4 separate regions of the Mus musculus genome follow, and all the other regions are linked to region 3. Evidence: chromatin loops called from intact Hi-C (ENCODE). Cell type or tissue: heart. All regions are shown on one strand. Region 1 holds the start of Amigo3 (adhesion molecule with Ig like domain 3). Region 2 overlaps Rnf123 (ring finger protein 123). Region 3 overlaps Traip (TRAF-interacting protein). Region 4 holds the start of Gmppb (GDP-mannose pyrophosphorylase B).

Evidence for each region. A loop is a pair of places that touch in the nucleus more often than their neighbours do. Peaks named below come from ENCODE experiments on the same cell type or tissue, not always from the same donor. Only the 100,000 strongest peaks of a DNase experiment are listed, where the experiment ranks them.
Region 1: a loop joins it to region 3, with 5 times the contacts of the local background. A loop is called at or near these places in 24 of 42 quality-filtered maps.
Region 2: a loop joins it to region 3, with 6 times the contacts of the local background. A loop is called at or near these places in 23 of 42 quality-filtered maps.
Region 4: it touches region 3 in a loop (6-fold over the local background); 18 of 42 quality-filtered maps call a loop at or near these places.

The regions. Positions count from the first base shown.
Region 1 is chr9:108,052,065-108,054,564 of GRCm38, forward strand. It overlaps Rnf123 (ring finger protein 123), which reads right to left. Exons shown (of 39, transcript NM_032543.2): 36 at 381-523; 37 at 150-244; 38 at 1-56. It overlaps Amigo3 (adhesion molecule with Ig like domain 3), which reads left to right and starts at 1,095. Exons shown (of 1, transcript NM_177275.4): 1 at 1,095-2,500. The coding sequence starts at 1,316. In heart, a CTCF peak has its summit at 987 (motif pointing left); DNase peaks (open chromatin) are centred at 1,027, 1,687 and 2,447; H3K4me3 peaks cover 618 bases; H3K27ac peaks cover 612 bases.
Region 2 is chr9:108,064,432-108,066,931 of GRCm38, forward strand. It overlaps Rnf123 (ring finger protein 123), which reads right to left. Exons shown (of 39, transcript NM_032543.2): 18 at 2,424-2,485; 19 at 2,192-2,263; 20 at 1,854-1,974; 21 at 1,255-1,356. Among named protein-coding and RNA genes, the nearest start is that of Amigo3, 13 kb to the left of the region's middle. In heart, a CTCF peak has its summit at 1,200 (motif pointing left); a DNase peak (open chromatin) is centred at 1,140.
Region 3 is chr9:107,962,733-107,965,232 of GRCm38, forward strand. Traip (TRAF-interacting protein) reads left to right here. Exons shown (of 15, transcript NM_011634.3): 9 at 99-188; 10 at 597-685. Among named protein-coding and RNA genes, the nearest start is that of Uba7, 12 kb to the right of the region's middle. In heart, a CTCF peak has its summit at 1,162 (motif pointing right); DNase peaks (open chromatin) are centred at 362 and 1,149; H3K27ac peaks cover 1,133 bases.
Region 4 is chr9:108,047,923-108,050,422 of GRCm38, forward strand. It overlaps Ip6k1 (inositol hexaphosphate kinase 1), which reads left to right. Exons shown (of 6, transcript NM_013785.2): 6 at 1-860. Gmppb (GDP-mannose pyrophosphorylase B) reads left to right here and starts at 1,342. Exons shown (of 9, transcript NM_177910.4): 1 at 1,342-1,723; 2 at 1,839-1,919; 3 at 2,007-2,055; 4 at 2,193-2,335. The coding sequence starts at 1,595. In heart, a CTCF peak has its summit at 1,335; DNase peaks (open chromatin) are centred at 319 and 1,269; H3K4me3 peaks cover 2,500 bases; H3K27ac peaks cover 1,818 bases.

The DNA.
Region 1 (2,500 bases), 89 kb after region 3:
ACAGCAGAGATGGGGTGGGCGTAGCAGATTGGGCAGAGGTCCTCTTCATTGGTGGGCTACAGGGCAGAGTGGAGGAGTTGGGCTGGGATCCTTACCCCTGTCCTGGTGTTTACAGATTAGTAAAACGGCCTCTGTTATGCCACACTCACCAGGGAGGCGGCGGCCGCCTGGGCAGATGCAGCGGTCAGGTGAGCCAGCATCTGTTCCACCTGGGCCAGCTCCTCAGCGCTGATATAATCTGTATCTGCATCAGTAGTAGGTAGCATCAGGGCCCCTGTCGTCTGAGAACTCAGTGCCTCTTGAATACTCCCAGGCAGGGAATTTGCTATTGAGGATCCTGAAACTCTTCCCTGACCTGACCCACCCGCTGGTTCACTTACAACTCTGTAGAGAGAAGCGTTTCCGGTCAGGGGCAGGCAAGGTAGTGCCAGGTGCTAGGGGCTCTGGCTGCCCCAGGAGATAGCATATGGAACGAAGCTGGAAGCAGGGATCAGCCAGGAGCACAGAGGTGGCTTGCTCTGTCCTAGGTAGGGGAGGGTGCATAGGTCGTAGGAAGGCTTTGAGCCTGTGTGAACATTTTCTCCACGTGGGACAGATGAATATCCAGAGGCCTCGCTCATTATTATGCCTCCACTCTCCCCCCTATTACTTACCAACCCTCCCAGGTGTTTGGTCCCACATGACCTGAATACCAGTTTAAAGAGAAGGGTGCTATTGATAAAAAGGTGCTTGCTACCAGCTATGGTAACTTGGGTCTGATCCCCAGAACCTCACAAGTCGTCGTCCGACGTCTGCACGAATGCTCACATACACAGACATAAGTAAATCTAAGAGAGCAGCAAGGACTCCACCTACCCCATTACACACCAATCCTCTGAGGGCTGAAGGCATTCTCCCCTAAGTCCTTTTGCTCTTCAAGAGGGAAGTCAGGCTTCCAGCCAAGCAGACTGGGACACTGGGGCCCTCTGGTGGCCACACTGGCTTTTTAAGTGCCAAGAGATGTGGCTGCTCCGCCCCTTAACAGCAGGAGCCAATGGGAACTTAGGTCCCCGCCCCTGAGCGGTCATTTCCTAGCTAGTACTTAGAATCCAGTCAGAAAGCTCTTGGAGAAGCTAGAAGAAGGGCTGCGGGCCCCACCTCACAACCCAGACCAGAAGAGCAGGAGAAGCCGGCTGGGCAGGGGGAGCCAGCGTTGTGCCTCTCGAGCCATGGGCCATAGGGAACCACAATCCGCAAGCCTGTGCAGAAGTAGGTGAGTCTTGGAGCTGTTGACCTGCACTGAGCTGTCCCCATATCTTCCCTGGTAGTCACTGGCATGGCCTGGCTAGTGCTATCAGGTATACTACTATGCATGTTGGGTGCTGGATTGGGCACTTCAGACTTGGAGGATGTTCTGCCTCCTGCTCCCCACAACTGCCCCGATATATGCATCTGTGCTGCCGATGTGTTGAGCTGTGCGGGCCGTGGGTTACAGGACTTGCCGGTAGCACTGCCTACCACTGCTGCAGAACTCGATTTGAGCCACAACGCACTCAAACGCCTGCACCCGGGGTGGTTAGCGCCCCTCTCCCGGCTGCGTGCCTTGCACCTAGGCTATAATAAGCTGGAAGTCCTGGGCCATGGTGCGTTCACCAATGCCAGTGGCCTGAGGACACTTGACCTGTCCTCTAATATGTTAAGGATGCTCCATACCCATGACCTGGATGGCCTGGAGGAGCTGGAGAAGTTACTTCTGTTCAATAACAGCCTGATGCACTTGGACCTGGATGCCTTCCAGGGCCTGCGCATGCTTAGCCACCTCTATCTCAGCTGCAACGAGCTCTCCTCTTTCTCTTTCAACCACTTGCACGGTCTGGGGTTAACCCGCCTGCGGACTCTGGACCTCTCCTCCAACTGGCTGAAACATATCTCCATCCCTGAGTTGGCTGCACTGCCAACTTATCTCAAGAACAGGCTCTACCTGCACAACAACCCGCTGCCCTGTGACTGCAGCCTCTACCACCTGCTCCGGCGCTGGCACCAGCGGGGCCTGAGTGCCCTGCATGATTTTGAACGCGAGTACACATGCTTGGTCTTTAAGGTGTCAGAGTCCCGAGTGCGCTTTTTTGAGCACAGCCGGGTCTTCAAGAACTGCTCTGTGGCTGCAGCTCCAGGCTTAGAGCTGCCTGAAGAGCAGCTGCACGCGCAGGTGGGCCAGTCCCTGAGGCTCTTCTGCAACACCAGTGTGCCTGCCACTCGGGTGGCCTGGGTCTCCCCGAAGAATGAGCTGCTTGTGGCGCCAGCCTCTCAGGATGGTAGCATCGCTGTGTTGGCTGATGGCAGCTTAGCCATAGGCAGGGTGCAAGAGCAGCACGCAGGCGTCTTTGTGTGCCTGGCCAGTGGGCCCCGCCTGCACCACAACCAGACACTTGAGTACAATGTGAGTGTGCAAAAGGCTCGCCCCGAGCCAGAGACTTTCAACACAGGCTTTACCACCCTGCTGGGCTGTATTGTGGGCCTG
Region 2 (2,500 bases), 100 kb after region 3:
GCTTCCGGCAGCCCCTCGCCCTGACAACACCCAGTCACAGAGCCTCTAGCGTAATCAAGGCTATCCAGTGCTTACCACCCTGCTTCCCTGGTGCAGGCCCCTATCCTCCATCCGCTAGATACCTGTACCCTCTTTCAGCCGACCCCCTGCAGACGATCCTCCCACCTCAGCAGCTAGAGGGAGCTTCTCATAACATAAGACTCCCCAGCCTCAGACTTCCAAAGCTGTCCGTGGATGGTTTGCACCTTGTGTGGCCTGTAAAAGCCTCAGACTGGCCTCTCTCCCCAGTGTCCTGCCTCAGACTTGACCTCTCAGCCTGTCTGTAGGCCACAGTGGGATGCTTCCGAGTTTTGTTGTTGCTAATTTTTTTTTGTTTGTTTTGGTTTTTTTTGTTTTTTGTTTTTTTTCGAGACAGGGTTTCTCTGTGTAGCCCTGGCTGTCCTGGAACTCACTCTGTAGACCAGGCTGGCCTCGAACTCAGAAATCCGCCTGCCTCTGCCTCCCAAGTGCTGGGATTAAAGGCGTGAGCCACCACGCCTGGCTCGTTGTTGCTAATTTTTAACACAGTGTTTTTGGATTTTATCCTTTTACTTGTATGAGTGTTTCCTGTACATGCACGGCGTGCATGCCCAATGGCACAGAGATCAGAAGGTGCTGAGTTCCCTGACACTGGAGATGCATTGTGAGCTGCTATGTGGGAGGAAGCAAACCTGGCCCTCTGCAACAGTAACAAGTGCTCACAATTGCTGAGCCAACTCTCAGGCCCTGTGCGTTGCTTTTTAAAGTAAGGGTCTCACTATATAGTCCTGGCTGACCTGGAACTCACTATGTAGACCAGGTTGGCCTTGAACTAATGGAGATCTTCCTGCCTCTACCCTCCTGAGTGCTGGGATTAACAGTGTGTGCCATCACAACCTGCCTATATTTGCCATTCTTGCCCTTGAGTTCACAGTACCACAGGCTCTTTGCACTGGAAGTGAACTGTGTTCATCAGTGAAGGCTGCTCAGACAGCACTCAACTCCCCTTACAGGATCCTAATCCTGTGCTGACATATCTATTCCATCAGGGCATGCCGAGCCAGTCTCTTGTGCCCGAGGAAGGCACTGCTGGCTAAACAGGAGATCAGATACAGCCTAGCAGGTCACCCTGTCTCAACAGTTAAGAGAGTCTTGGGCACCCTCTGGTGGACACAGGATGGCTCAGCACCACAGCACAGGAGACTCAGAGAGTGCTCCTACCCAGCCTCCACTCACCTTTAAGGGTCTTTCGAAGGTGTGAGAGGAGGCCCCCAAGGCGCTGAAGGTCAAAGTAGTCCACCTTGCCATTATAGAAGATCTGGGGCGGGATGTAAGCCTCTGCAAGGAGTCAGGGATGGAGACTCAGCAGGAGAGCTCTCAGAGCCATATGCTTCCCTCTAGCCCAGGCCTCCTTGGCTCTCCCACTCCTTGTGTTTTAGGTTAATGCCAACAACTGTAGAACTTGGGGTGGAGGGAATTCTTGGCAGCTGGTTACTCAAGAGAACAGAAGGACAAACCATGAGACATCCTCCAACCCAGAGTGAATATCCTGTCTCCTACTGACTCCTGGGGACACTGTATGCCCAAACACAGGAGCCCCAGTAACCCAATCAAGGCAGTTGTACAAAGGACTGCACAGAGATCTGGGTACCAGGTCTGAGGAGCGAAGCCTGGACAATGGAGGCCCAAGGCCCCTGAGTGTGGGGCTCTTGAAATGGACTTAACTGGGCAGAAGGCCCAGTAGCCCCCACAACCAGCTCACCTCTCTACAACCCCAGGGGCTCCCCCAGGCTGCTTCAACCCAGCCTTGCCAACCCGGGTCTGCTGTTTCTTACCCTCACTGAAGGAAGCACGGGGGTTGGAAGCTTTGTATTCATCCCAATAGAAGCGCAAGGCAGACACCAGCCGGTGTAGGAAGCAGACCATGTACTCAGGGGGGCAGAGCACGGGTGTGTTCTAGGGGCATATGACAGAAAACATGTTCTGGTGCCATCCCAGAGCCCAGCTCACTCCTCATTCAAGGACATGCCCTAGGATCCCAGGAGGGAAAGGCAGCAGAGGACAGAGGCAGGTGAGACAGACAGGTGTGTGGCAGGCTGAGGTGGCGGATGCCCAGGCTGCAGCCCTGCAACCCAGCCAGGAGCCCACAGGAGCCACCCTGGAGGGTACCTACCCCCCGGCCGCTGGCATTCTCCTGCAGGAACTTTCGGAATTTTGTCAGAAAGATGTACCTAGAAGCTTCACCCTTCAAGGGATGGGAAAACAAGGCTGAGCTGAGCTGAGGATTCCGCACCTTACCCTGCGCCCTGCCACAGGAACATAAACCCGCCCTGCTATCTGGGCTCAGAGCCCCAAACTGCATACCTCCAAGCCGCAGACCCACATAGGTGTCTTAGGTCACTTACCCCATTGTCATCTTTATTGTCCAACAGCAGCTTCAGGATCTGGACCTGCAGTTCTTCCACCACTGGGATGGGAAAAG
Region 3 (2,500 bases):
CCGGTTTTTTTTTTTTTTTTTAGACTACCCAAACATACACTGGATAGCAGCAGGTAGGGGCAGGTCATGTGGCACCACTGGCTTCTCCTTTCTTACAGTTGAAGACTCTCAACACTGAGCTGGATCAGGCCAAGTTAGAACTGAGGTCAGCCCAGAAGGACTTACAAAGTGCTGACCAGGAGATCACGGTGAGACACCCTGGCCTGTGGGAAGTGAGGGGACCTGAGGGGTTATGTGCCTCTAAGGGTAGGGCTGGACTGTTTCTGCCTGGAAACCTGTGTTACAGTCATTGGTGTTTCCGGGCCCTCTGTATCCTCCTGGGTTGGAGGTGGGTCAGCATATGCACCCTAGTCTGGCCTTGAGCCTGTCCCTCCTCAGCAGAGGGCTAAGGGCACCGTGAATCTTCCTCTGTCGTCTGCTCAGTTCTTACCTCCAAGGCGGTCCCTAATCTCCAGAGCGAGTATGCCACCAAGCGGAGTTCTCAGGCCTGGCTGGTGTTGGTGGTCAGCCCTCACTCTGTTCCCTGTGCCCTTTACACAGGCGTTTCTCCTTAGTGCCACAACCTTTCTCTCAGGTTCTCGCTCTCCTTTCTCCAGAGCCTAAGAAAGAAGCTGATGATCCTCCAGGGAACCTTGAGCCTGCCTCCGGCGACCAATGAGACGGTCAGCCGCCTGGTTTTTGAGAGGTTTGTTACCCTTCTGGGGTGATTCTGGATCACAAGCTAAGAGAGCCTGCGCTCCTGGCTTTGGTGGGATAGATGTGTTTATGGACCTTCTGACCAGAGAGCCAGCCAGGCTCTAACTGAAAAGCGGCTTTGAGAGAATTTGGGGTCTGACCAGGAAAGGCAGAGAAAGCCTTTGAGTAGCCTGAGGACAGGGCAGGGGCAGTGGTTGTCTTGGAGTATCCTGGAGTTTCTCACCACATGCGTCTGTCTGCCCCATCTCTGAAACATACTTGAGAGTGCTCACTCTAAAATAAGCCCCCTCAGCCTGGTGGTGTTGGTGCACGTCTTTAATCCTAGCATTCGGGAGGCAGAGGCAGACAGATGTATCTATGAATTCAAGACCAGCCTGGTCTACAGAGAGTTCCAGGCCAGCCAGTCCAAAATAAATAAATAATCCTCGCGGGTCCAGGAGTGTGCTTTCAGGCTGCCAGCAGAGGGAGCCAAACGACCCAGGGATTGGTGTCCCTGCTAGGAGCAAGCTTCAGTCTTCCTGAGTGTTTTTCACAGAAATGGGCTGGCTAAGAATATCCTCAAGGCTGTCTTCTGCCTGCTACAGGACCCCAGCAAGGGAGCCAAATTAAAACTGTCAACAGCCCAGAGTTTTACTTAAGTCACTTTTTAACATATTATGGCAAATCAGTATGCCCTTTCTTTCTGCCAGTGCAGTTTACCCATTCAGTGCCTTCCAACACTCCACTTTCCTCCTGGGTACTGTGGCCCCTGACTCCCCATCTCTCAGTTCCTCAATACTGTGTCTCAGGACAGTCATGGAGCGGGCTTAGGTTTAAATGGTTTCCTAGGATCCTGCCGTGTCACAGCCAACCATAAGAAAACACTTCTTCCTGCTTCCACAATTGCTTCTTTTCTTTCCTATCTGAAGGCTCTGTTTGTGCTGGCCAGCTTCCTCAGCCAGATAGCACATTGTGTGTGTGCTTGTGTGTGTGTGTGCCTCATGTGTGTATTCATGAATGAGTATATTTGTGTAAGAGTGTGTGTATGTATTATATATACATATGTATGTGTGCATGAATGAGTATGTGTATGAAAGAGTATATGCGCATGCATGAGTGAGTGTGTGGTTGTTCGTGTCACAGTATAGAGGTCAGAGCATAACTTTGTGGATCATTTCTCTCCTTTTACTTCAACATAGGTTGAAGGGATCTAACAGAAGTTGCCAGACTGATGCAGAAACGCCCTCACCCTCTGAGCCATCTCACCAGCTCTTATTTTTTTCCTTAGCATCTCTCTGTAGAGCCCAAACTACCCTCCTGTTGTAGTTTATGACGACCTGAGAACTGTGGGACTGTGGTGGGCACATGGTCTGCCATGCGGTCCGGCACATGGTCTGCCATGCGGTCCAGCACAGGGGTGACCTTGACAACTCAGTAGGCTCTGTCCCTGATTCTTCCTCCTACCACACCCAGCCATCGGCCATGCCTTCTCTGAAGTCCATTGTAACACGAGGGCTTTGTCAAGAGCTTACATACATGTAGTATGTGCCCTAGGAAAACGACAATCTCAGAAACTGTACTGTAGAGAAAACCTTAGCCTAAGCTGCCTCAGGCTGGGGATAGAGAAGCATTCTCAGGAATACCCGCGGTTCCCTGATGGTGATCCCTCTAGCTTCTGTTCTGCGAGCCTCGGGCTCCTTTCACACAGTTGTCCTCTGTGCCTGGCTGTTATAGCAAGGAAAACACAAGCACATGGGCTACCTAGGTGCCCAGGGACTGTGCATACCCACTTTTGCTAATTTCCCTTACTCCCCAGGCTTTTCTG
Region 4 (2,500 bases), 85 kb after region 3:
CTGGGATTTGCCGCTGCTCAAGGGCAGGGCCTCACTTTTCAGCACTTTTGATATCTGGAGGCCCAGCTCTGTTATCTGATAGGTGGTGGCAAGTGTGTGCGAACACTTTTACCACTGCTCTTCTGCCTGTCCCAGGCTAGAGCCCTGTCTTTTTCCTGACAGGTCCTGCCTTCCCAATCATCAATTTGGGACCAAAGTGCAACTAGGGATCATGGGTTGGGAGCTCACATTACCCCTTTCCATTGTATTTCCCGGGCCAAGCCCATACCAGCCCGGGGAGATGGGTGGGAGTGAAATGGGATGGGTGCTGCTGGAAGAGGAAGGGACCAGTAGAGCAATGTCCTTGCCTGGGATTCTACCCCTCTCAGCTGTGGGCCGTGCAGTGGTGTGGGGATTCATTCTCTCCTAGGGGCAAGGGACCTGGGCTCGGACAGTATCCGTTCAGTATCCGCTGCTCATTCGCTCACATCTGGCCACGTGCACGTTCCCTAGATGCAAACTGCTTTGAACTTTACAGCTATATAAGTTGGTTGTGTGTGTGTGCTCATTTTAAAAACTACATTTTAACGAGGAAAAAGGAGAACCTGGGGAAATTTCCTTTGCTTCTGTGGAGGAAATGTAAGACTTGGAATTCTGGAAATTGTTATCTGCTCCTCTTTCCTGGAAGCTACACACCCTAAGACCTGCGCCTGGATGCATACGTGGCTCCACTGGCGCTTAGGCGCGCTTGCATTTTCCCCAGGTCTTCTGTGTGGTGGAGAGGAGTGCTTGGCCCAAGCCGGCCCTTTTCTGTACACCCAGCGCTATCCGCCCGCTTGTGTCTGGTCGTATACGTCAAAATAAAGCCTCTAGAAACTGAACTCTGTCCAAGTCTGTGTGAAAACTTCATCGCCTCCGGTTGGGCCGACATGGCTAGTCTAGGGATCGGGCTGAGCTGGGTCGGGACAGGTGCAGCGGGACAGTGCTGACACTGGGGGTGGGGGGTCGGGGGAGGCAGCACGGGAGGGGTTGGATATAGGGGTCAGAGCAAGTGTTGAGGGGCGGGGTCATCAGGGCGAACCTGGAGTGGCCTTTGGGGGGGTAGGCGGCGTCGGCGGGGCGGGGCGGGGCGGGGCGGGGCAGATGGCAGCTGCCGCGTGGCGGACTGGGTTCCGATAGGAAGCTAAGCCTCCTCTTTCGGTTCCGCCTTTAGATCCGCCAATGGGCATCTGACTCGCGAGTTCTCCGGGTCCCCATGGCAGCCCAGGGCGTTGGAAATCTAATTGGCTACGTCCGCCGCAGCGTAAAGTCTGACGCTCGGCTGCGGGCGGCCCTGCCACGTAGATTGGCTCTCCCTGTTACGTCACTGGCTGCGCCGCCTCCGGCCGGAACTCCGGACCAGCCGGTCTCCAACCAGTTCCTCGTCTTCTGTTCTGGCTGATCCTGGACCCCACATCAGGGTAGAGCAGGGGGGCGAGGTGACACCAGAGTTGGTCAGTCTAGTTGGTGAAACGTGCAGGTCAGGGCACGGCGTTGGGAGTGCGCGGCAGGGGTCGGTCAGGCGGCCTGTAAGTACTTTGGACCGATAGATCCACTTCTAACATCTGCAGACGCCATGAAGGCACTGATCTTGGTGGGAGGGTATGGGACACGGTTGCGGCCGCTGACGTTGAGCACTCCGAAGCCATTGGTGGACTTCTGCAATAAGCCCATCTTGCTGCATCAAGTGGAGGCGCTTGCTGCGGTAAGGCCGTGGGTCTGTTATGGCGGGAAGAGGGATGGATAGTGACTGGGAGGCCAGGGGTGGTCATACCTTGTGACTGAGCCAGTCAACTAGCACACCTTATTGTGTCTGACAGGCAGGTGTGGACCACGTGATCCTGGCAGTGAGCTACATGTCACAGATGTTGGAGAAGGAAATGAAGGCACAAGAGCAAAGGGTGAGGCATGGACTTAGCCCTTTCTTTAGGTCCCTGGGGCTCTTACCATTGGAGGAGGAACATAACCAGATGGCTTCTTCTTTCCAGCTTGGAATCCGAATCTCTATGTCTCATGAAGAGGAGCCTTTGGGGACAGGTCAGTATAAGGAAGGCCCTTGGGCAAACTTTAGGGCCAGCAAAGAGGTATCCAATCTGGGCGGATGGGTGGGGCCTCTGGAGTCTGGACCTAGGCCCCTAGCAAGGTGGTAACTTATGACTTGTCCCCTTCTCTAGCTGGGCCTCTGGCGTTGGCCCGAGACCTACTATCTGAGACTGCCGACCCTTTCTTCGTTCTCAACAGTGATGTGATATGTGATTTCCCCTTCCAAGCCATGGTGCAGTTTCATCGGCACCATGGCCAAGAGGGCTCCATCTTGGTAAGAGAAGATTTCCTCTGACATTCCCACCCTCACATGGAGTCTTTCCTGACCCCTGGTCTTAAACTCTGTTTTGCTACAAAGCTATGCAGAATGTCTTTGGGGGAGAGCCTTTGAGATGTGGGATAGGCATATTTATCAAGAGTAAAGAAAACTGGACTAGGC